Regions from separate parts of the Mus musculus genome. Here regions 1, 2, 3 and 5 are each linked to region 4. Evidence: chromatin loops called from intact Hi-C (ENCODE). Cell type or tissue: left cerebral cortex. All regions are shown on one strand. Region 1 has its middle 150 kb from the start of Gm24071. Region 2 holds the start of Lrfn2 (leucine rich repeat and fibronectin type III domain containing 2). Region 3 has its middle 9.9 kb from the start of Gm30475. Region 4 has its middle 39 kb from the start of Gm30419. Region 5 has its middle 9.6 kb from the start of Lrfn2.

What was found. Peaks named below come from ENCODE experiments on the same cell type or tissue, not always from the same donor. Only the 100,000 strongest peaks of a DNase experiment are listed, where the experiment ranks them.
Region 1: a loop joins it to region 4, with 2.0 times the contacts of the local background. A loop is called at or near these places in 2 of 42 quality-filtered maps.
Region 2: a loop joins it to region 4, with 8 times the contacts of the local background. A loop is called at or near these places in 4 of 42 quality-filtered maps.
Region 3: a loop joins it to region 4, with 2.1 times the contacts of the local background. A loop is called at or near these places in 2 of 42 quality-filtered maps.
Region 5: it touches region 4 in a loop (6-fold over the local background); 4 of 42 quality-filtered maps call a loop at or near these places.

The regions. Positions count from the first base shown.
Region 1 is chr17:48,768,731-48,773,730 of GRCm38, reverse strand. No RefSeq gene overlaps it. Among named protein-coding and RNA genes, the nearest start is that of Gm24071, 150 kb to the right of the region's middle. In left cerebral cortex, no CTCF peak of the experiment used is centred here; DNase peaks (open chromatin) are centred at 1,592, 1,854 and 2,326; H3K27ac peaks cover 683 bases.
Region 2 is chr17:48,929,567-48,934,566 of GRCm38, reverse strand. It overlaps Lrfn2 (leucine rich repeat and fibronectin type III domain containing 2), which reads right to left and starts at 1,985. Exons shown (of 3, transcript NM_027452.3): 1 at 1,749-1,985. In left cerebral cortex, CTCF peaks have their summits at 2,539, 2,739 and 3,412; DNase peaks (open chromatin) are centred at 2,266, 2,555, 2,774, 3,351 and 6 more places; H3K4me3 peaks cover 3,269 bases; H3K27ac peaks cover 2,997 bases.
Region 3 is chr17:49,180,021-49,185,020 of GRCm38, reverse strand. No RefSeq gene overlaps it. Among named protein-coding and RNA genes, the nearest start is that of Gm30475, 9.9 kb to the right of the region's middle. In left cerebral cortex, a CTCF peak has its summit at 2,359 (motif pointing right); DNase peaks (open chromatin) are centred at 3,048, 3,953, 4,245, 4,658 and 2 more places.
Region 4 is chr17:48,541,699-48,546,698 of GRCm38, reverse strand. No RefSeq gene overlaps it. Among named protein-coding and RNA genes, the nearest start is that of Gm30419, 39 kb to the left of the region's middle. In left cerebral cortex, a CTCF peak has its summit at 2,621 (motif pointing left); DNase peaks (open chromatin) are centred at 969, 3,036, 3,316, 3,742 and 1 more place; H3K4me3 peaks cover 657 bases; H3K27ac peaks cover 1,735 bases.
Region 5 is chr17:48,920,497-48,925,496 of GRCm38, reverse strand. No RefSeq gene overlaps it. Among named protein-coding and RNA genes, the nearest start is that of Lrfn2, 9.6 kb to the left of the region's middle. In left cerebral cortex, no CTCF peak of the experiment used is centred here; a DNase peak (open chromatin) is centred at 2,402; H3K27ac peaks cover 546 bases.

The DNA of each region.
Region 1 (5,000 bases), 230 kb before region 4:
GGGATCCTAGCTTTGTGATCTTCAGAGATTAACGTCCACATGGGGGTAGCTTTTGTTTTGTTACAAATCCTCAACCCCCACATCCAAGGGCATTACTTCTGTTTAGAATGCCCTCTCCCCCACACTTTCCCCACCTTTTCTCTCTGGCAAACTTCTACTCATACTCCAAAGCCCAGTTACAATGTTACCCACTTTCTGAGTTTTTTTTCCTCCCAACCCCAGTTATGCAGTGAACTGCTCATTTCCTGGGTCTCTAAAGCCCTTTCTGGGATCCCACTGGGCCCTTGGGACATAGACATCTGCTTCTTTCCCTGACCATGGGCACCTCTCAGGAGGAGACTATCAGACAAACCTAGCAGCGTATCTATCTAGCCCAACAACTGATTCAGTGAGTTCAGCTCCCCTGTCAGTAGACACACAAGGAGAGGCCAGTCTAAGAGTGACCACGGGATTTGCAGTCTACTTTCTGGAAGTCTTTTTCAGGTGAGGGATTGTGACCCCAGGGAGACAGCTTTCTCCCCAGCCATGTTCATATCTCTAAGGACCCCCAGTTGTTACTCTGTCAGGATAGCCATATCTAGAAAAGGAGACTCTGTGGGGAGGGGTGAGGTGATCTAGTAGGCCATCTTTCTCTGTGGGTCCAAGGTTAAAAAATGAGCCCCAAGCCTGAGCCACCTATCCTGGTCTGTTCCACCTTCCGTTCTTCCCAGTGGATTGGAGGTGATACAAACCACAACACTTCACTTCAGGACCTGTCAGCTCCAAGACAGAAATCAGGATTGGGTTCTGATGATGGCTAGGGCCGGACAGTACTTACTGCGCAAGCATGAAGCAATGGCTAGGACCAGACAATACTTACTTCACAAGCGTGAGGATCTGAGGTAGGATCTTCAGCACCCATGTAACAAACAAACAAGCAAACAAAAACCTTGTCCACAGACGTGTGTGTAAGAAGACATCGAGCAGACAAGAAGACCCCCGGGCCAGTTCAGCCTAGCCAGATCAGCTGACGTCAAGTCTGGTGGAAGATCCTGTTTTAAAAACATATAGTGGAGAATTATTGAAGAAGACACTTCAGCCTCCACACACACATACACACATACATACGTGAACACACATGTACACACATGCACATGTACACACATATACACGGGGGCAGAATAGGGGAGGAGGTTGGGATTTGACAGGATTCGGTGATTTGACAGGGCAGCTATGGTTCATCCTCAAGGGTGGTCGCCATGATTTGTAGGGAATTGTCAGCTGGAGGGAAAAACTGCCCCCGCAGATGTTCCAGTGTGTATGGCTAGGAGACAGTAAATGGTGAGACGAGGAACACAGGTGAATACAGACAAAGGCGACTGAGTTACAGGATGAAGGTCTGTCTGAAACACGGGGCAGTGGGAGGTAATCAGAGAGGGTGGGGAGCTACCTGCTTGGGCTGGTACATGCCCAGTATGTGAGTCCTCTCTCTTGATGCTTCCTGGCAGCCCTGCGCTGTGGCTCTGTATGTGTTTCTGTTTGGCAGGAGGAAAAGAGAGGCGGAATGAAAATGGGACAGGACATTCAGAGATGAGCGACTAATTTTCTGTTAATGGGTGGTTGCTTGGCAACCCAGCCTCTTTCTCTCGCTCTCTCCTCTGCTTGTTGCCCTCCAAATTGGACCATGGAATTTTCAGTGTTAAAGCACCTCCCATAGAAGTTCAATTCTGTGACAGCTGGACCTGTCACGGCCCTGCCCTACCCTGTCACTGTCCTCTGCTGTCCTGTGAAAGAATAGAACTGAGCACAGGGCATGGAGAACCAGAGCCCCAGATGCACACACAGCCTCCCAGAGTCTTCCCTGCCTCGCCTACCATCTAGCTATAAGCAAACCTACACAACTCGTGCACACACGTGTTCATAGCGCACATGGGCACAAATGCTTACTCCCATAGAACAATAATAAACCGCGACTCAATCTGCTTGCCCATGCGTGCCAGGCATTTTACTACACGTTTTATATTAATGCCCTCCATTCCTCTTCCCCGTGGCTTTATGCAACACATTAGCAGCCTCATTATGTAAAGAGGAGCCAGGAACTCATGCCCGGGAACCAGAGCACTCATGTACAGATGTCATGGAGATCACACAGGGGGAGACTGCCTGAAAATGAACCCACCATGGTCTAAGTCTAAATCCTTCACTCCTGGTACCCACTCCCACCCTTACAGCAATGCCACCTGGAAATTGGAAGCCTGTGAACAGAGATCTGTTTCTTTTCTCCGATCTTCTCCGAGGCTTCAGTGAGAGCCCCATTCTCTGTCATCCACCCACAAGAGCCAGTGGGCCTGGGACTAGTGGAAGCAGTCTGTGCCTTTGTATAGGGACAGAGAGTGAGCACGGCATGTCTAGTGTCCCATCTGTCCCAGATGATTCAGAGACAAATCCACTACTGTCACCAAGAGACAATAAATATTTCTCAACCTTCCTTGCAGTAGGCAGGGGTTGCCAAAAGAATACAAGAGGGAATCGATGGGTGTCCCTTATGATGAGACATGGAAGAAGGTCTCTCAAATAATGGGCACTTTTTTTTTTTACCACTCCTGTTTTTTTCTACTCTCTGTCTGGAATGTCAGATGATTGGAAAGCAAAGAGAAATAGGTAGTCATCCCAGGTTATGAGGTAAACTTGAGGACAGAAAAATGAATAGAGACTTGGACATGGGGAGGACCTCTGAATGTAGAAAGAAATTACAGACGTGGGAGGACCTAGAGAGCCTCATGAATAGATTGTCAATGTCATGAGTGAGAAAAGCAAACTTAAATTTATATAGACCACTAGCATGCATGCATATATACATATACATATACATATACATATACATATACATATACATATACATATACATATACATATACACATACATCATATACATCATATACATCATATACATCATATACATCATATACATCATATACATCATATACATCATATACATCATATACATCATATACATCATATACATCATATACATCATATACATCATATACACATACACATATACATGTGTGTGTGCGTATGTTTTCTATCATACAAGGAAATCAGTACAAACAGATACAACTGGTCTTGAAATAGAGAAGGTGCTGAGAACCCTGGAAGAAGAGAGAGGTAAGATCATCCACCCCCTGTTTGTGTCTGAGCAGTCAGGGTCTGTTTGTCTCTAGCAGCAGCCAGGGCCTCCCCATCGTGCCCATCTTCCAGCAAAGTTGCTCTGTTGACCTCAGGCTTTTCTTCCCTGTCCCTCCTGCCACCCCTTTCCACTGAGTCATGCCAGCAGCTCCTCCCCTCCCCCCTCCCCCTCCCCCTCTTCATGAGACCTGAGGTTTCCTCCTCAGTGTGCAGGTCAGAGTGATAAACCAGAGCCTCAGGTCAGCAGTCCACAGGGCCCAGGGCTGCTATGTCTCTGCTTGGCCTCTCACATTAGAGATAAGGAAAGAGGGTAAGGAGATACCCGGAAGATGAACCATGCTGAAGAGTGAGCCCATGTGAATGAGGAGTACAGATGGGCAACGGTAGGCCTGGGGGGGCCAGAGTGCAGACTTGCAATGAGATGTTTAAGCTAGAAATAAGTTGTGCCTCTTAGCCAGAAAATAAGATGTGGTTTCACTGGGCTGTCGCTGTGACTGCTAACATCCGTTGTAGCTTGACAAAATTTGAAATCACTGAAAGGATGAACCTCTGGGCTCCATGGAGTTCTAGATTGAGTTGATTGAGGTGAGCAAGTTGCACACTAAATGCAGGTGGTACCATCTTGTGGGCCAGGGGCCTAGGTTGAAGACAAGAAAGAGAGTGAGCTGTGCACTGGCATTCATTTCTCCCTCTTTCCTGACTGGATGCAGTTATGACCAATCACCTCATGCTCCTGCTGCCGTGACTTCCCCACTATGGTAGACTGCACCCCCAAACCAAGAAGCCCAAAGCTAAGCCATCTCATCAGCTGCTAAGTAGCATCTTATAAGGTATCCTTGTCACAGCAATACAGAAAGGGAGTAACACATACTCTGAGGTCCTTCCGACCTGACATTCTACGTCCATGGTCCCTGGTTTGGGGGGAGGGTTGTTATTGGGTACACACTGCCACTCACCCTACTCGATGCCAGCATGCCTACTCGGTATGCTGGAAGACCCAAGCCCATCCTGTGTCCCCAGCTCAGTAGAAGTTGGACTCCCCAACTCCTAGATCCCTACTCTTCCAGATATCCATGAACCTTGACCTTCATTGCCTCATATCTCTCAGGTACCCAGTTTAGTGTGACCCTGACGGGGCACTTCCTCATCACCCCACTGTAGACTGTACCCTGTCAAACTCTATTTACTTCCCTGCTTTGGCTTCTCCCCCTGATAAGTGTGTGCTTGCTGGCCTGATGATGCTCTTTCTCTGGACAACTTGAACCCCAGGAAGACAGAGACGTCACCTGTCTGGATACCTGGAACGTCCTGATATTATTAAACTTGGGGTCTGGTCACCTATCCTCAATAAGCCAATTAAAAGGGCCAAACTGAAAGTAGAAAGCAGAAAAGATTTATTCAATGTGACCATGTTGGCAAGAGGGACAAATATCTAATGAACCACTCAAGACTGTTTTTAGGGTCCTGAACTGAGGTCAAAGTTTAAATAGAGGGTCTAGGATGTGCACAGCTAAGCAGTACTGGTCAAAATGGGTTCCCACCCACCATTGACCCATCATTGTCTGGTCTTTGGTCTCATCCTGTAAAGTGGTCTGATACGTTGCTGGAACTGTGTGAAATCTCATGGGAGACAAGTTCACCATCCAGCTGGAATTTCCCTTCCTCCAGCCTGAAATTCCTGGAGAGATGACATTTCTTTGGAGTCCATTATTTCAACAGTCTGATAGTAAGATTGGGAGACACAAGGGTCTCTTTACAGTGGCTTTCTTTTACCAGACCTCTTCCGCCCACACCCGACATAGTAGACATGTTAATGACAGCTGAATAGCTGA
Region 2 (5,000 bases), 390 kb before region 4:
AGGAGCTGTCCCTGGGAGCTGGCCTACCGAGGAACATCGCTAGAAGCTTCACCAGAAGTGATGGGTTTGCTGCTTGTGTTCTGGGGTTGAGGGCAAGAAGATTAGGAATTACCATTGGGGCAGGAATTAGACCAGAGCTGGACGGCTAGGGAAGGGGGCCTGCAGCAGAGCATAGGAGGGAGGGGAGAGAAGGGCCATATAATTCTGTAACCCCTGCCTACAGCAGAGGGACAGGATGTACCACAGTCCATGGGGGTGGGGTGGGGAGAGGAGCAGCACTGGGTCAGGAAGGCTTGACACTTTAAGCACAGGTCTTCCAGGCCCAACCCTCTCTCACTTTCTGCCTCTGACAGGCTCCCTAAACCCGTCCCACTGCCCTGTTGGCTGCATGGCTTGCTATTTTTCAACTCTGTCTGAACCCAGGACATGGGACAAAAGCCTAGTTTATTTGCTTGCATCCACCAGCCTTCCTGATGCTCAAGCAAGAGTTTCCACCAGGCCCCCGCCCAAGTGCATCAACCCACCTCTGTCCTGAAACCTGGAACTCCACAGCTAGCTTGGAGGTTACCTGGTTACTTTCTTCCTTAGCTGGGTTTCCACTCTGCCCCAGGGGTCAGATCTTTCAAGCCACAGACAGACAAACAGACAGACAGACATGGACAGACACAGACAGACAGACAGACAGACACACATGCAAATGCACTGCTTTAACCAGGACAGAGGGCTAACATTTCTAGGCATGCATGTGGCTCCAGCTCAGAGGGACAGGCTCTGACAGCCCTCTCCCTGCAGGTGTCTGTCCGTCTGCAGCTGTTTCTGAGTGTACTTGGCATGAGTCGTGCTCGGTTCCTCTGCAGGCTTTGCCTGATTCCTGCTCTCTCTCTCTCTCTCTCTCTCTCTCTCTCTCTCTCTCTCTCTCTCTCAATCTCTCTCTCTTTCGATGATGTCTGGACTCCTTTCCCTGGAACCCAACGCTTCTGTCCTTTGTGCTCTCTGTGGGGAAGGTGGGGAGCAAGGCACTGCCCTCCTCCTGGGAGCTGTCTGCTGGTCTCGGTCTCAATTCTTGCTCAGGCCAGCCTTAGAAGCAGGGCAGGGCTGAGTGAGAGACAGAGGACTACCAACATGGGCATGGCTAACACCGGCTTACATACTGCTTTATCATGGCATTCTCAGCAACCCGAGTGGGCACACAGAGTCCTCCTGATCTTGGTTAGATCTGCCTGAGGCCAGGATAGGGTCCCTGCAACCATGCCTCCCTCCCCTCCTCCACGGCACTCCATCGCTGCCCCCCCCCCTGTCTCCACCCCACCCGTCCAGGAACCAAGCTCCTGAAGACCCCAGAATAGTCACCCAGACCTCAGCACCGTCCTAGCCAGGCCTGGCATGTGCTAACACGCAACAGCATGGTCTAGCGGCAAAGTTCTGCATTCAAGGATTGCCTTTGTAGGAGACTGAGGTCTCTTTCTCCAGCTTCCAAGCCTAACCCAGACCGGTCTGAAGCCTCACCAGGACCCGCTCTCCTCCCTCCCCATCAGTTTCTCCCCTTCCCCCACTCTATCAAAACACAATATAGAAGGAAGGATGGAATAGAGAAGGCATCCACAGGAGTCTATAGGATGGAGGAAGTCCGCAAGTGAGGCAGGAAAAGAGGCAAAGTTCCCCTGTTCCCCCAGGTGCGCACATCCCTGCGCCCATCTCCCGCGGACACCCAGCGTCGCCAAGACGCAGCAGCAGCGACAGCCACTCACCTGGGCAAGGCGGCATCTACCCGTGGCGGGGAGGCTCCAAGGCCGGCTCCGCAGGGCGCCCGGGCTCCTTGGCTCGGCCACGCATCCTTCCTGGCCGGAGACAGGCTCACGCTAAGCGCTCCAGCTGCAGCGATCCAGCGAAGGCAGGCAGATGGTGGCCTCGGACCATCCACGCGGGGAGAGCCCTGAGCAGCTTATTCAGTTATATCCATGGCATTTAGCAAGAAGAAGGGGCGGGAGGGGGAGTACAACTTGTGCTCTTCTCTTCCAGATTTTAAAAAAATAAGGGGGAAAAAGGATAAAAAAAGATAATCCCTTCTAGGAAGATGAGGGTAGGATTTTCCTTGTTGAAGAACCCCCCTGGCATCCCCAGGAACCTGCAGCCTCTTGGAATGTGGGATGTCTTCAAGTTCAGACCAGTCTGTCGTGTGTGTGTGTGTGTGTGTGTGTGTGTGTGAGCAAGGCACTCACACCCACAGGCACACACACACATACACTCCCCCGCACTCCCCGCATGCACACCACTGGCCCCCCCCACGCGTGCGCGCAAAGCGCTCTCTCTCTCTCTCTCTCTCTCTCTCTCACACACACACACACACACACACACACACACACACACACGCAGCGGTCGCACGCACGGATCTGTGAGGATGCTGTGCGGGTTATGCAGGCAGCTGCGGCCAGCGGTGCAGACAGCCTTAGAAACCCAAGGCGCCCCAGGACTCCGAGGCAGAGCGAAGCGCTCTGTCCCCGCCGGGCTCTCCAGCACTGCAGCCCCCAGTGGCCGCTGGCGGAGCTGCAGTAGCTCCGGACCCCAGATCCTGCTTCAGCCGGGATCCACAGCCCCGGAGGATCCTCGGTTCTAGCAGCGTTGGTTCGGAGTAAATGGGTTGGAACTGCAGCCCAGCGGGGCCGCGAGCCCTGAGAACCCCGAGGACCCGCTTGATCCGCCGCGCAGTGACACGACAGCTCCTGCGCACGGTTATCCCCGCGGCCAGGTCGAGTCCGTACTGCCGCCTCTCGTGCAGAGTACGCCTTGCACACAGCTACCAGCCCGCCGCCTGCTGGAGGAAAATTGGACCGCGTTGGCTCGGGGCTGCGGGTGGGGTTGGTGATGGGAGGATCGTGCCCACCCAGCCCTGAACCCAGCTAGGAGCCATCACTTTGGCTCCTATAGCAACCCGTGCTAGTTGCACACGACACACACGACAGACTTTTCCTGAACATTTCAAGACTGTCTAGGCGAATGGAAGCTCTTGTTTGACAGCCCAGCAGACCATCCTCCTCCACCCACCCTCACGTGACATAGTACGATTCCGAGGTTCTAGATTAAAGCGAAATGTCTAAGGCACGTGGTAGGTAGCAGAGTAATCACTCTGGGCTGGTCGTAGGCTTAGAATCACCAAACTAGTTCAGCAGAGTCTTAGTGGCCTCTGGGCTCTCAGTGGCCAGTTTCTGGGGAAGGTAAGCCTAGGGTTTGAAGTGCCGCCGTATATTTCCCTGTAGAGGACATGAACTGGGGAATGCCGATGTTGCTCCAGCTCTTAAAACCAAGGGCAAAGAGCATGCCTCGATTCATGTCTGCTTTCGCTTGTTCCGTGCACCTGTCCCAGATACCCACAGGGAGGCACATGTGTCATGTGGATTATGTCTCTGTGGTCCAACAGTGGCTCGGCTAGACAGGGCTGTACAGAAGAACCTGTCTCTTGCCTATCTGGGCACCCCAGCTGGGTGCATACCTACTGAGGCGCAAACAGCGAGGGAGGTCTCCTGCAGGGCAGGAAGGAAACTGTCAGATTGGTACGCCACAAAGACCCTTGGTGACAAGCTCTTCCCTGCAAAGATTCTGGGTAGCCTGACAGAAAGGAGGTATGGTTAGGATGCAGCTCAGGGTGTAAGGGGTGGGCTGGCCCTGGAAAGAGGGAAGGTGACTCCAGGAAAGAGGCAAGCAGGAGCAGTGGTAGAGGTGGGAAAGAGAGGAAGACATGAATTGCTGAACCTGAGAGAACATGAAGAAAAGAAGGGGACACAGGGGCAGGAAAGAGGCACCTGCTCAGAGCATTCCTCTTTGGTTACCTGGGTTTTGCATAGTGTCATAATTAAGAACTATATTACTATAATGAACATAATAATTTAAAAATGAAACTAAATAGAATAATTTTTAAGGTGGATAGAGTGGAGAGGGCATGCAGTCTGAGGTAATGTCTGAATTCTCCCGATGGGGCGGGGCTGAAGGCTAGACTACTCTAAGTAGACTCATCTATGAAAAGATGGCACTGGAAGAGCAAGGTTAGGCACAGGACCGGACAGAGCTGCATTGAGAAAAGGAAAGATGTTAGAAAGACAAAGACAGAATGGAAGGAAACAATAAAGAAACACTGGGTGTGGGACAGGGCACAGCTAAGACCTCGTTCCTGGAAGAAAGCCAACACAGCTACTCTAAAAGAGACAGAACCCAGGTCCTGAGTAATTTAAAGGATAATTCTATAGGGATTGCCTCAGCATGAACTGAGTTTGGGGACTGGACTTAGATGTCCTAGGAGTTTACTGTGGTTTTGAGATGTGTGATAGACACAGTGAGTCTCTCCCCTTACAGGGGTTGAATGTGTCTAAGACATTTCCAGCTGGAGGGACCTCTGAGCATCCTTGGAAGATGGGTGAGGTCCTGTATGTATGTAGGGAGATCAAGAGATAACCACTCTGCTGCCTATCTCTCTGCCCATGGGCCAAATGAAGACTTCTTGGGTCCTTGGGCGAACCCAAAAGGTTATATAAGAGTAGCTGCCTGGCTACCAACCACAGAGGTCAGCCAAGGGTAACTGAGGGTCATTCATTCTATGTATGTGGGAGGCGGAGGGGGCTGCACATAAGCCGTGTGTCAATAGATTCTTCTCTATGCCCACTCTTCTGAATAGCATGTGACAAACAGCTTCAAACCTCTGTCTTCTGTTTTCCTGGTCCTTTGCTGTGGCTAGACACCCCCCCCCCGCCCTGGAATCACCATGCTAAGTATATTAATATATTTTTAGCCTCTTTGTACTTTGTTTTCAAAGCTAAGATACTGAGATGCATATCCAGAAACGACTGCCCAGAGAATGCCCACTGGACAGACACTTTTAGATACATACAAGCATTCTTCTCCATTTCTGGGTGGTGGAGGATGGCTTGTGCTACATGCTGAACTTTAAGACTGTCCTCCACTCTTTAGTAAGACTCCAAACCCACTGTGGAGAAGGGTCAGGCTCGTTCCCA
Region 3 (5,000 bases), 640 kb before region 4:
ACAAACCTGAGGACAGCTGGGAAAGCTTATCCTGATGGGCCATGGGGAGGGCACAAGGGACAGCTGGGATGAAACTGTCATTTCTACTTGGTTCTAAATGAAACCATGTATTTTTTTTTTATTAAAAAAAAAAAAAGATGGTCTCTGTATAGCCCAAGCTGGCCGCAAATTAATTACCTAGGCTAGGAGACTGAAGTTGACCTTGAACTTGTGACCCTCTGTCTCTACCTCCAGAGTGTTGGGATTGATTATAGGCATGCACCACCATATCTGGTTTATGCAGAGCGGGGAATGGAAGAGATCATGGAAACATGCATGCAAGGCACACACACACTATTAACTGACCCCGTCCCCAGATGTTGTTTAAGCACAACACAGCCAACCTGCAGCACTCGCATACAGTTGCTATGGGCTACAAATATTTCTCCCAGGAGCCATCAGACCCTTGCTCTCCCACAGGTCCCTTGGCAGCCTTCACCTGGTGTCCACTTTTCGGCGTGGGACTGTGACCTTTATGGACACCCAGGGATGCCTTAATGGTGGCAGTCCAGCTGGTCGGGGGCGGGGGTGGGGGGGGCTGGAGAAAGGGAAGCACGAAGCTGTTGTCCCAGTGGATGAGACCAGTTCGGAGCATCTCAGTTGAGTTATCCCGGGGCATCCTAAGGAAAAACCATTTGTTCAGAACATAAGGCAAAACTTCTAGACGTTAAACCCAGGCCTCTCACATCCAGGAGGAGGAGAGGAGAAGACCCACGGGTACTCAGAATAATAAGAGAAGGACCAGGCTGTTCTATGCTGGGATGGGACCCAGAAAGGAGAAAAACCAGGCATGCAAGGCGGGGTTCCAGCATCCCACAAGCACTTGGCCTTCTCCAGGAAGCTAATTTTAGCTGTCACATTTAAGAAGGATTTGGAGGTTCTGGAGGGGAGCCAGAGCCAATAAGAAAAATGATGAAAGGTTTTTTGAAAAAAAAAAATTTAGAAGGTATAGGAAAAGCCCAAGGGATGTGGGAGTTGAGTGGGTGGAAGGAGACAAGAGGATACTCACAGTTCTCTAGTGTGATACAGAGATAGAGCCAGAGGACATGGGTTTGCACTGCAGCAAGAAAACATTAAGTTATACTGTAGGGAGTAAACTGTGGTTGAACAAGGCTTCCCTGGAGGTCTGGACCTTCTGTAGTCTCATCAAGGACCAGGCTCTAGACAACTAAAGAACGTGTAGTCGTGGAAGTGGTGCAAAGGGGAGTCGAACAGCATCATGGGCCAGAGGAGGCAGGAGAGAGTTGCCAGATCTGCTGTGGGGCATTGTATAGCCCAATGCCCCACAGTCTGCCTGTGTGTGTGTGTGTGTGTGTGTGTGTGTGTGAGAGAGAGAGAGAGAGAGAGAGAGAGAGAGAGAGAGAGAGAGAGAGAGAGAGATGAGAGGAGGGGGTTAGGGATACAGGATCCACTAAGAGCTGCCCAATATGGGTGCTGGGAACTGAACTTAGTTTTTTTTACATAACAGTACATGCTCTGACCTCTCCAGCCCCTCCACAGGATTTTAAATAAAGGTAAGACTGGATGACGTTTGTGGTCTGAGGGCTAATCAAACACTCACGTGCAAAGAGCCAGGCTTTAGAATCCGGTGTCTATGTCTTGGTCCCCCAGGAAGCATCTCATGTGAGAGAAAGTTCTAGCACAGAGGAAGGACTGGAAATGTCATGGAGGGTTAGGGAGCTAACCCATCCAATGCCAGCCTTCTCGAGAGTTCCATGGCTCATTCCCCATACCTGACCACCAGAGGGAAAGGGAAAGTCTAGAGTTCAGGGGCCAATGCCATGGTGGGGTCTTGGCCAATAGGTGCAAGGAAAAATGAGAGACACATGCTTCCTGTCTACTGAGTTGGGAGGGAAATGGAGGCACACGGGGACTTCCTGCCATTCTGAGGAGAGAGACGTGAGGAGGCAGCATCGAGGTACAGGGATGTTAAAGTGAGGTTTTGTGGGAACGCTTTCTGAGTTTCAGGTCCTCATGCACCTGCCTGGACTGAACGTCAATCTCTGGATCTTTGCCTCTTACACAGTGTAAACAATCAGACTCCTCTGTAGGACTCCACTAATAACCCTGCGTTCTGGGAATTCTGCCTCCCTCCTCCAGCCCAAGAAGGCTCCCACTACAGGGCACAGCCCAAGGAGCTGGGCCTACCCTCGGAGGACATGGCTTCAGCTCCCTTGCATCCACAGAGAAGCTCGTTTACAGCTGATATGTTGTCCCATTTCCCTTCCTCTTCCCCTTCCCCCAACCCAGACACTGGAAGGTTTGTTCCTGGGATGCCCCTGGACTTCCCTGCTGATGTCACCCTGCACCTGGTCACTAGAGGGCGCTAAGACCTCACTGCCACCCTTCTTTAATATAGGTGGACAGACTCCAAGTGGGGAAATCCCTGCAGGGTTCACGGGGTGACTAGCCAAAAGGTAGATGAGAATATATGCCCAGGAGGCTGTGCTTGTCACTACATTGGCAAACTACTTGCCTAGCATGCACAGGGCCTGAGTCCTGTCCCTGCACTGCCTAAGCCTGAAGGGGCAGACCACAGCTGCAATCCCAGCACTCCAGAGGAAGATGTAGGAAGCTTAGAAGTTCAAAGTCATTTTCAGCGACATGAGAAATTTGGAAATCATCCTGAGTTACACATGCCCCTGTCTCAAACAAACACAGAACTATAAACTGTCATAGAACTTTCAATTAAAAACCTATGGCTTATAGGACAGGATAGAGTAGAGGGTGGGACATTCAGGGGGCAGAAAGAATTCTGGGATAGAGCCAGGTGCTGAAGATGACCCCAGAAAGATGTGCTGAGACGGACACATGGTACCTGAGCATAGGTAACCAGCCACATGGCAGAATGTAGGTTAACATAATTGGGTTATTTTAAGTAATGATCTGATAAGAGAAGAGCCTAGCTATATGGCCAACATATTTGCAAATGTATTTTGAGTCCGAGTCTTATTTTGGGGAGCATGGGACTGGAGGAAGAATCAGACCTAACTTCTACAAAGAACATGTGCCAGGTGCTGACGGATTGAGAAGGGTGTGGGGCCCTGTGTACCATCCTTTCTACCTCCCTGCTACTTGGGCATCGGCTGCACATTCAGTAGGGGTCTCAGGGTGTTCTAGAAAGTTCCTGGAGAGTGACTTGGAAGTGGGCAGGTGAGAGAAGGAAGAGCATTGGAGAAGTTCTGTCAGTCGGAACAATCGAGCAGAGGCCTGAAGGCTGGGAGGACAGCAGCTGTCAGGTCAGACCGAGAAGTGGCCAGAGCTCATCAGAGTGGTCACTGTCAGGGCTCCAGGCTCTGCCTCTCTCTATTGTCTGCCTGAGGAAGGCTGGAGCATCCCTTAGCCTATGCTAAGCTGTCACTCACTGCATTCTCTCATTGTACCCTGAATGTCCTCTGTCATTTAGGTCATTACCACTTCAGAGAGCATCTGCCCTGAAGTAATTTGTACTATGTGTTTCTATGTGCACGTATACATGTATGTGAGTACATCCGTCCACATGTTCATGTATGTTTTCATATGCGTGGTGGAAGCCAGAGGTTCACAAGAGTATCTTCCTTAATAGCCCTCCACCCTACTTTTTGAGTCAGGGCTGCTCACCAAACCTAGAGCTCACCAATTCAGCTAGATGGCTGATGAGCAAGCCCCAGGGATCCAGCCTCTGACTTCTCTTTGCTGGGATCATAAGCATGTGCTGCCCACATCTGGCTTTCACACAGGCACCAGGACTGAGACTCAGGTCCTCATGTTTGCACGGTGAGTGATCTATCAACTGAGCCATCTTCCCAGCCCCATCTGTGTCAAGGACATCCTAGAAGCATGGATGGCCTGGGTCCCAGAACAGTAAGCAGCAATCCTAGCTGACATCCATGGGTCCTTGGCCTGGGTCTTATGGCCTGGGTCTGCATGACAAGAAATGGTGCAGAAGCTCCCTGCAACCTGCTGGGATCTGTCAGGCTGGCACTTGCCACTTTCAAACATAGATTTTCTAAAAATGGCATTTTTTCCATTACCAGGGTAATGCATGCTCATTATTTTCAAACTCAAACAATAGAGAAATTTACAACACCGAAAGGGGCAGGGAGAAGCTCTCATCCTATCTCCCTCTCCCTGAGATAACTGTTGGTAACAGTGTGACGGAGATTTTTCTAACCTTCCCGGGAGTTTGCAAATATAGACGATTGTACCTTTTTAAAGATGGAATTAGGCTTTTCTGTGATTTGCTTCCCTCACTTGGCACTCAGTCACGAACAGCCTTTGATGTTCACCCGATCCACATGAGTACTGGCTATCCCACAGGCTGCCCTGAAAACCAGGCTCTGCAAAGCATGCTGCCCCAGGCCCCTTGATCCCCGAGGACTGCTGGAAGCTGGGGTGTCCAGCATAGCTCCCCAGGACCACACCTGCCCACACACTCCTGCTCTTTCCCTCCCAGCAGCCTTCTCTCCACCCTCAGCCTCCGGAACTTTAAGGGATGGATTTCCGTATCATTTCTAATACATCAGGGAAATCCCAGCAAGACAGATCACCGGGGCCTTTCTGCTGTTTTTCCTGTGAGCTGATAAAGTCCTGTCAGTTGAAAAATCAAGGCTCACATGCTCTCTTTTCGTTTTCTGAGGAAAGAGGCTCTGGTCCTTAACAGCAGCCTTGTGGGGGTGGATGGTGAGGGTGGAGGGGAAGGTAGGGAACCTGCTGACCCAAGAGTCTCCAGAAATAGCTGAGCATCTGGGCTGGGGGTGGCGGATGCCATACAGGGATTCAAACAGCACCATCCCTTGGCCTTTCCCTAGGCAGCATGTGGTCCAGGACCCCAGCCCCAGTATCCCCAGAGGCCTGATAGAAAACACAGAATTCTGGGCCCACAACACTGGGATTGAGAATCTGCATTTTAACAAGATCCCTTGGGGATCCCTCTAAAGCCAGCCCCTGGCTTCTATTCCAGAGGCTCTGTTGATATGTGT
Region 4 (5,000 bases):
CTTCAGGCCACCAGCCATGATACCTGACTCACATAAAGATGGCTTCATTTTTACCCATTCAAGGGACCTAGCCTGAAAGAAACTAAGGGGAAAAGTTTGACCACATAAACTGGAGAAGTGAATCTGCCACCAGGGGCCACGTGACCTGAGGCAGGCTGCTCCTCCTCCTCATGTCATGACTTTCACACAGAAGAAACCGTCAGCAGAGATCATGTGGTTTACAAAGTAACAAAGCGTTAGTTACCTCACTGTCTTTGTCAGGCAGTGTTGACTGATTCCCTGACCTACAGTGTATTCTGCCTGTGAGTCAGAACAGCTCCTCCCTCTCCCTTTTCTGAGCCTCGGTTTCCTCATCTGCAGAATGGGTCCGATGCGGGAACCAGCAAAGCTCCTGTGTGTGTGTGTGTCAGGACAAGGCAGAAAAATCTGCAAAGAGTGCGATGACTAATTTTCATTGCCACAAATTCACCATGGAAACATATCCGTAAGTGTGTTTACAAGGGCATTTCCAAAAAGATTCAGCTGAGGAAAAAAGGCCCACCCGAATGTGAGCGGAGGTAGGATGTGGACATGCTGTGACAGCCGCCTTCGCACCCCTGTGGCCTCACCACACGCTCTGTGATGAACCCTAAGCCCAAATCGGCCCTTTCTCTCCTGAGTTGCTTCAGTCCGACATATCCCCACCACCACCACCACCCCTCCAGTGAGAAGAAAAGCAGCTGACACAAAGAGACAGTCGCTCGAGCTGCGAAGGAGGGTGTGAAAACGTTGACCGTTCCTCTCACGTCTCTGGCGCCAGGCAGAGCTACGGACTCAAAACTGCACAAGAGCGGACGCCAGGTGTGTGCAGTTCTGGTTCCCACTCAGTCTGAAGCAGAGGACATGCGGCGAAAAGGCTGTGATGCTCCCAGGTACCAATGATGAGGGTTGGGACAGGAGAGTCGGCCCTCGTGGTGCAAGCTGGTCCACCTATAGAGAGCGTGGGGCCCAGTTCCTGTCCAATCCCACACTCCGGCCCCTCCCCTCTCCTCCGCCAATCGCCGGGTACCCTGATGCTCATTTATGTTCACTGGCTTGTGGAACAGCCCGCTGTGTTTGTGAGTTTGCGGAGTTTGTAAGTACCCATAGCCATAGCCGTGCAGAACTCTCTCTCTCTCCAGCACAGACATTTGTCAAAAATGACGCTCCAGTCATCCATGCCACCGGAGACAGTGACAGATGTGCTCTCAGGCTCTGCTGTCCAGGCTGCTGAGGATAGATGAGGCCGCTGGCACCCGCTGAGCTAGTTTGTGCAGGCAAAGGAAGCAGAGACCAGGCTAGAGACAAATTACAGTCAGGTCACTCGCCGTGGCCTCCTTAGGGCTAAGCCTGCTCCACACCGGCCCCACCCAGTACCGGAAACTGGTCCAGACCGGTTGTGCCCTTTGGGTGTGTGTTTGGGATGTGAGTGCAACCACTGACATGATGCCTTTGGGTTGTTATCAGTAACAATATATAACGTTTGAGCCTTTAGTCCTCAGTGACCTGCGATAGGGTCTCTGAAGCTGAGATCAGAAACAATTCCTGCACCATCACACGAGTGCTACAAGCAGACACCAGCTCCAGCACCGGGAAGATGATAAGGCTGTCCCTGGTATGGTAGTATCCCAGCCCCTAACAGCCGTGCTCCCTTCCTTCTTCCTCCAAACCAGCACTGCATGGCTTTCACACACTGTCTGAACCCAGTCAGCCCAGCCCAGAGGTCATTAACCCGTCCTCTCTGTGTCCCGGAAGCCGGCTCCTAGTCCTCCGAGATCGCGTAGCTATGTTTATAACTAGCAAAGGAAACGGACCTCATAAAACCAAGATGTCACACAGGCTCTCTGTGAGTATCCCAACACAGACTGACTGCTTCCCCTCCCCACCCAAAAGAGGATGTGAGGGGAGGTGTTTGTCTGAGGTCTTGCAGGAGTCCCTCCTCCCTTTCTCTAAGTCTTTATTTCCTCATCCATAAAATGGGACAGCAATTGGGCCCACAGACACAAACGCCTGCCCCGCTGAGATGGCTCAGTCAGTCAGTAAAGCGTTTGCTGGGCAAGCATAAAGGACCTCGGTTTGAATCCCTAGCACCCACATAAAAAAAAAAATCTGAATGTTCCCCACATGTGTAATACCTAGTGCTGGTGTGAAAGTAGGGCTAGGAAGACCCCTGGGAGCTATTAGTCAATTAGTTTAGAGAAACAGATGATTTCTGGGTTCAGTGAGAAGCATGTGTTAAAAAAAGGGAGGGGTGGGGGGCAGTGGTCTGGCTAGACAGGCCGGAGGTAAAAACACATATTTACTGCTCTTTCAGAGGACCTGGGTTTGGTTCCCAGTACCCAGGTTGAGTAACTACAGCTCTGGGCAGTGGTTCTCAACCTTCCTAATGCTTCAAACACTTTAATACAGTTTCTCCTGTTGTGGTGACCCTCCCCCCAACCATAAAATTATTTCCATTGCTACTTCGTAACTGTAATTTTGTCACCTTTATGAATCATAATGCAAATATCTGTGTTTTCTTACGGTCTTTGGAGGTTAAGACCCACAGAGAACAGAACTCCTGCTCTAGGGGATGTGATGCCCTCTTCTGGCCTTCAGGGATACCTGCACACACATACCCACACAGAAACATAGGTACACATAATTAAATCTTAAATAATAATAATAATAATAGAGAAAGAATTGAGGAAGGCACCCGGTGTCAAGCTCTGATCTCAACATGTGCACATACACATGTGAACATTTACATATGCATGAGCGCACACACACACACACACACACACACGCACACACACACACTCCAGCATCTGGCAGAGCAGGTGCCTGATTGAAGCCACACACTGTAATTCTCCTCAGTTTCTCAAATGGGAAAAGGGGAGGGGGCAGGTCCCGCCGCATGGAGACTTCCTTCCAGCCCAAATCTTCTGCGTCTCAATGGTCCCACACCCTCTTCTCTGCCCACTCCCGATTCCGTGCGCCTCCCTTCCCTTCAGTGAGCCTGGCTACTGTTTCACTCATGAGTGGGTGGAGGAGAGGGAGCCGCAGAACAGCAGGCATTGCCGCTCTTAATCACCGCAGCCAAGTGTTCTGCAGCAGAGGCTGGGCTCCTGGGACCTGGCCCTTGCTACCACACCTCACACCTGCCTGACCCACCTCACATGCCTTCCCAAGAGCTCAGCTGTGGAGAGAGCAGCCTCACGTTTGCAAAGACCGGCCATTCCAGCCTCCTGAAGTCACGCTGGGACACCCACGCTGGGAAGGAATCGCTCTTGCTGTTCGGGCTCTGTAAACACTTGAAAAGTCATTTTCTTTTTCGATCTGTGGGCAGGATGCCACCCAGCTCAGAAGCATCGTTAAAAAGAGACCTTGACAGATTTTTTTTTCCAGCTTTTTCAGGGGCTGGAGTGGAGTTGGGTGTTGGCTTATGGTTTTCTGTTCTCTCTCTCACTCTCTCTCTCTCTCTCTCACTCTCTCTCTCTCTCTCTCTCACACACACACACACACACACACACACACACACACTCTTTTTGGATAAACACATAGATCAGCATCATCTATATTCATCAGACAGTGTGCCGTGTTCAGTACAAAATTACCCCTGTTTTGCATGATTCTCCCCTTGTGATTAATATAAATGACTTAAGTTAATTATGTTTCTGCTCATGGAAAAATGTATTTGTCAAAGAGCGAAAGCATCACTAAGGAATGCGCGCTGTCGTTCCAAGGAGGGCTGGGTTACAAATGAGCAACCAGGAGCCTGGGAAGGGAGTCGCCCGTCTGGGGGTGTCACCCTGATGGAGTAGGCATGCTTCATATTTACTAGCGGTGACAAAAGCATTCTTCTTAGTTAAACACTCGTGTGCCCTGATGAGGTAGATTGATGTCATTATTATTAACCATAATGATACCTCAGACATCGAGAGAAAGGTTTTTTGTCGAGATCCCAAGCTGAGCTACATGGATCCAACTTCATCTGGGCCTCTCACAGGACATGGATGTTGTGTGCCGTAATAACCAGACCCCCAACTGCCCTGGGAATGAACAGTTTGCAGAAGCAGAAAAGCCAATGCAGGATGTTGGAATATGAGAGGAGAGATGGGAGCAAAGGCAAACCATGGAGAACTCACGGGATCCCAGAGTTAAGAAGGAAGCTGAGACACTAGACCACCCGACTGCATCCCTGGACCAATGTGAAGACTGAGGCCCAGAGAGGGCAAAGATCTTGCCTGGCAGCACACAGCATCTGTGATGGCTTATATGGACTGTCAGCCTGACAGGACATAGAGTTGCCGAGGGATGAACCTGGTTAGGTTAAGTGGGGAAGGAAGGCTCATCTTCCCTGTGGTCTGCACCATCCGGTGGACAGGGTCTAGACTTTAGGAAAGGGAGGACAGAGCCGTGGGGTTCATCACTCTGCTTCCTGCCTGGTGCAGTGTGGCCAGCTGCCTTGCACCCCTGCCACCGTGTCTTCACCGACATGATGAAGTGAGAGTTGAAGGAAGTCCTTCCTTCCTAAGTTGTCTTTGTCACAGCAGCAGGACAGTAACTAAGGCCACCTGAGTGGCAGAGTGGGTGGAAGGTCTCAGGGCTTTGGAATTCACACTCCCTCTTTCTCTATTTCTTTCTTTCTTTCTTTCCTTCTTTCTTTCTTTTTTTCTCTCTCTCTCTTCCTTCCTTTCTTCCTTCCTTCTTTTCTTTCTTTCTTCCTTCCTTCCTTCCTTCTTTTCTTTCTTTCTTTCTCTTTCTTTCTTTCTTTCTTTCTTCCTTCCTTCCTTCCTTCCTTCCTTCCTTCCTTTCGTATAGTCTCTGTTTCTTCTTTATCACCGAGGAGCTAAAGCTTCCTTCCCCTTAAGCAGGTGGCCTGTGGCCCTAACACAGGTGGGTGGTCCCTCAGATCAATGGGGACATCTCTAGATCCCTGACTTTCTCCAGAGTGTGTGAAGTGACCACTCTGTCCCTCTCACTGTGGGCTTTCCCATAAG
Region 5 (5,000 bases), 380 kb before region 4:
CCTGGTCCCGCGTGGGACAACACTGCAGGTTAGTCTAATGCAATTCCCTTGGTGTTTGTGAAAAATGGAAGACATGGACATCATACACTCTGGCAGTGCTGACCAGCTATGTATCTGAACCGTCCCAGCACAAAGCTAGTGCATTTGGCAGAAGAATTCTTCCTTCCCAGTGCAGAAAGTACTTCCAAGCAGATAAAATCTCAAGGGAAGGAGCTGGAGAGTTGGCTCTGCCATCAAGAGGCTCATTGCTCTCACAGGGACTTGGGTTCAATTCCCAGCAATCACAAGGTGGCCTGTTATAGAAATTATTTAATCCAGATCAAGAGTCTCTACTCAGGTTTTGACCCTTTAGTTCCCAGATAAAACACACACACAGCCTTTATATTTGCAATAAACCTTAAACAGCACAAGAGCTGGGTGGATACCTACTTTCTATGCTATTAGAATCTACTTTCCTATTAATAGCCCTGAATTATTACTTACTATTTATTATGTTTCATCTGGGCTGCTCTTAACTTCAATTGACCAGCCCTCAGGGCCATGTTTTTATGGCTCACCTAACCCATGGCAACTTCTCCTTCCTCAAGTCTGTGAAACCCAAACCCTGCCTATGTCTCTTCTGCCCAGATATTGCCTGTTAACATCTTTATTTACCAATCAGGAATAACTTGAAGGCAGGGGCACTTAGGGCTATGTGTGGACTCTATCCTCTCTGAGGCAACCAGTTTGGGGGCCCAATATTAGCATTAGAATAAACACAGCATCAGGCCAACCTACTCCAGTGGCTCCCAACCACCTGTAACCTTGGTTCCAGGGGAGCCAACGTCTTCTTCCATCTTCCTGGGAGCATGTCTGGTATACCTACCTACACCCTGGCAAAACAGCCATATATGTAAGATAAAACTAAAAAAAAAAATCATCTCAAGGGGATGATGATGGCAAGTGAAGAGTTTTTGAGGGACTCGTGGCATTTTGATAAGGAGAAAAATAAGGGAGTTGGAAGTCCAGGTGGGGAGAAGTCAAGGCCAAAAGTTGGGATAGTTAGGGAGATCCAAGGGGCTCATGGTATGCCCAGGTGACAGGCCAGAAGGTTTGTTGGTTAAGGACGTGAATTCTGGAAAGGGACTCTCTCTGGGTTTCAGTTAAAGAGTCCAGCCTCCCACCTGTAAAGGATGGTATTTAAGTAAGTTAAGGAACCACCCACTTTTCCAAACATAAACAGACTAACAAGTGTGAACATGCCCAGGGGTGGATGGGAGTATTGAACGGCACAAATGCCTCCAGAGTGTACTACACTGTGCACGTTCACTGCTTGAAGAGAACCTACAGAGCAAATCTATGTTACAAAGGAGATGCACCAGAGCAGCTTATATAACATGACCCAAACCTGTAATTCTGGCACATGGGAGGCAGAGGCAGGAGGATCAAAAGATTAAGGTCATCCTTGGGTATATAAGGAGTTCAAGCTCAGCCTGAGCTACAAGAAGCTCTGCCTCAGAAACACAAAACTTAGTATCTGGTATAATCTAAGTACCAAGTACTGAGTGCACAGACTCCCTGAGACCCCACATGTCTTCCTTGACATTGTTACTTATCAAGGAGACTGGTCCTGCGGTTCAAGAACAGGGCTTTGGGCAAGTGAGAAGCAGAAAGAAACACAAGGGAGACTCAGACAGGGATACAGCTATGTTCCTGCATTCTAGTTACCCATGGGTCTGACTGGTACATGCAAGCCTGGCCTGCCACTCATCGGAAGCTCATGTGTGAGCTGCACTTGACCAGCTCAGCTGCTGGCTTGCAGGATGGTCAAACGGCAAACGTGAAACGAGGGAGATAATCTTTGATTAAAGTGCCTGATGTGCTCCTGAGTTCAGGCTCCCCAGAACCCCTATAAAAGCGGTGTGCATCTATAACCATAGCACCAGGAGGCCAGAAACAGGCGGCTCTCCAAAGCTCATTGGCCATTCAGTCTAGCCTATCGATCAGATCACCGAGCTCTCAGTCCAGGGAGAGACCCAGTCTCAAAAAAGAAGTATGGAGATCAATAGAGGAAACTCGTGTGCTGTTGGCCTTCACACACGGGATCTCATACACAGGGAGGCCCTCACATGTATGCACACCCGACAAACAAAAAAAAATTTTGTATTAAAAAAAAACAAACAAAGACACCCCCACCCCCACCCCAAAAAAGTAGTGAGCATGGCCTGGCTGATGAGTGGGTCTTGGAGGGAGGGGACTGGCCAGGTTGGATTGTGGGGTTCGGTCAAATTGGAGGTCACTTACCAGTAGCCTTTTAAGAGAGCACATTTCTGCTATTGTTCGGGTAGGGGAACCAGATTGCTAGTGGTTGGGACTTTGTGGGAGGTGAGGAAGCAGAGGCAGTGGGTGTGTAATACTTTTTTGGGGATATCTAGCTGTGAGAAAGGGATGGGAGGAGGGATGGAAGCTCAAGAGAGATGAGTGACAAACAGGCTTTCTGGGGGGGGGGGGAATCTTAGTCAGCTCAAATAAAGCAGCCAGTGTAGAGAGAATGAAACCATCTAGGGGGTTGGGTAGGGGCCTGAAGAAGGAAAAGGAGACTTTTCCCCAGCTAACAGCAGAAACGGACAGAGCATAAGAAGACACCAAATGAGAGTCTGGAGGTGGAGGGATGTGAATCTTCCAAGGCAAGACATATGAATAGAGGAAGTGGAGTTTGAAGCGGGAGTAGCCCCTCGATGGGGTGAGGTTGGCAGCCTGACAGAGGATTTACCCATGATTAAGGAAGGCTGGAGGTTTGTTGCTCACACTTTCTGTGAAGGGGATTCTAAGGGGTCACGGGACCAGTCCTGTGTGTTCAATCTGGACACATCAGGAGAACCAGCATAGGTGCTTTAGAATTTGACATCATCCAGGAGTAAAGATGCATCCCATGGGAGAGACCTGAATCTCCTGAAGTCTCTTGTGGGGATCTGGGTCAGTAGGTGACTGAAGACAAGCAGGGGTACTGGGCAGGTGTCAGTGACTTCATTCTGAATGCAGTCTGGGGGTTCAGTAGATGGTGACAGAGCTGACTCAATTCCCAGCACCGAAACAAAAAAGCAGTGTGTGGTGGTACATGAATCCCATTGCGGGGAAGGGGAACAGAAAGATTTCTGGGGGCTCACTGGCTATGCAGCCTGATCTACTTGGCCACCTCCAGTCCAGGAAGAGAGACCATGTCTCAAAAATAAAGGTGCATGATTCCTGAGGGATACTTCAGGTTGACTTGTGTTCTACACACACACACACACACACACACACACACACACACACACACACACACACACACACACACACAGAGAGAGAGAGAGAGAGGGGGGGGGGGAGGGAGAGGGAGAGAGAGATGGATGGACAGATGGACGGATGGACAAATGGATGGATGGACAGACAGACAGACACGTACCAAAGCAAAAGAAAACCCAGAGCCTAGGGTCTGCTGATTTTGGTGACTATTAAATACTGATGAGACTTGTTTCTGCTCTGTAATGCCATCCCTGTTCCTTACTGCCGTGGACAGTTTGGAGACACCCTTCAAAGCATCTCTTTCCTGTTGGATTCTTGCCACTTTCATTTACCTGCACATGTATGCAGGGTGCAGTGCAATAGGCTCAGCACACATGTGTTGTGGGAAATAAACCAATCAGGGCTGTTATCATTTTGTTTCCTGACATTTGTGTCCTCTCTTCATGTTGCCTTCAGACTCCTGCCTTCTAGCTCATTATGAAATGCACAGTAAGTGACTATGGGCTGTCTTCTTGCTGGGCCATAGATCCACACTACTCAACCTCCTGAGCCCTTTGGAGTCAGTCCATTTTGACTTTCTAGTGAACACTACTTATGTGAGAGCAGAAGACAGGAAGAGAATAGTGCCGTGTTTTAGTTTCCAGTGTCAGCTCCTGAATCTCACCCCAGCTTTCCCAGTGGACTACCCATGTCAGAGAGGATGGGATCCTGGGATATTGGTGACCACACTTCTCTGTTGACTGTGCCACCAGTCATGGAGTCCCGAAGCTTCCACTCTCTGAGTGACAGCTGTTAGTCAGCCATTTGTAATGCTTCCAGTTTATAAGCTCTTCCATTTTGGTTGAACGGTGACAGTTCCCAAAGCTACAGTCATTTGTTGTCCAGAACTAAAGCAATTTGTTTTTCTAGATTCTTCTTATACCCCCAACCTGATCATAGCTGATTCAGAGACAGCCTGACTCTAAGTATATACACTGGGCTATTCGTCAACTGTGAGGCATGGAATGGCCCCCATTCCTCTAAAACCTATAAAAAGAAATCCCCTTCCTCTGCCATGTGGGCCCAATCTCTCCCTAAATGTCCCACTGTGCTGTAGCCCACCTGCCAGCCTATGACATCAATAATGGTTCTAGCAAACCTCTTACCTGAAAGGAAAATTTGCCTCAGTGCTCCCTAGAATCCCAAATCTGAAAACCTTCCCCCTCTCTCTGATTTTAAACACTTGCCACATTTGATGTGAGTTCCTTGTTAAATTTCCTTCTAAGACAATTAGAGTGTTTTCTGCTTTCTAGAAAAGATGGCTTTGCCATGTAGCAGAGCCCAAGATGGGACTGAACACCTGGGTGGATGGAGATGGCTTAGGATGAAGGCCCTGGGAAGGATCACTGACCACTGGGATGGGCCACTGACCACAACTACAGGAGAGTAAAAGACTCCAAGTATGGAGCTCTGATGAGGCCCAAGAAGAACTCTCAAGCCCCTGGAAGACTCTCTGGGGTATCCAGCTATTCTCTCTCTCCCTCCCTCCCTCCCTCCCTCCCTCCCTCCCTCCCTCCCTCTCCCCCCTCCCTCCCTCCCTCTCTCTCTCCATCCCCCTCTCCTTCCCTCCTTTCTTCCCTCCCTCTCTCACTCTCCCTCCCTTCCTTCTTCTCTCCTCTCTCTCTCTTCCCCACCTCCCTTTGCATTGTATGTGTTCTGATGCACTGAAATCCAGAGGAAGATGTTGGACATCCTGG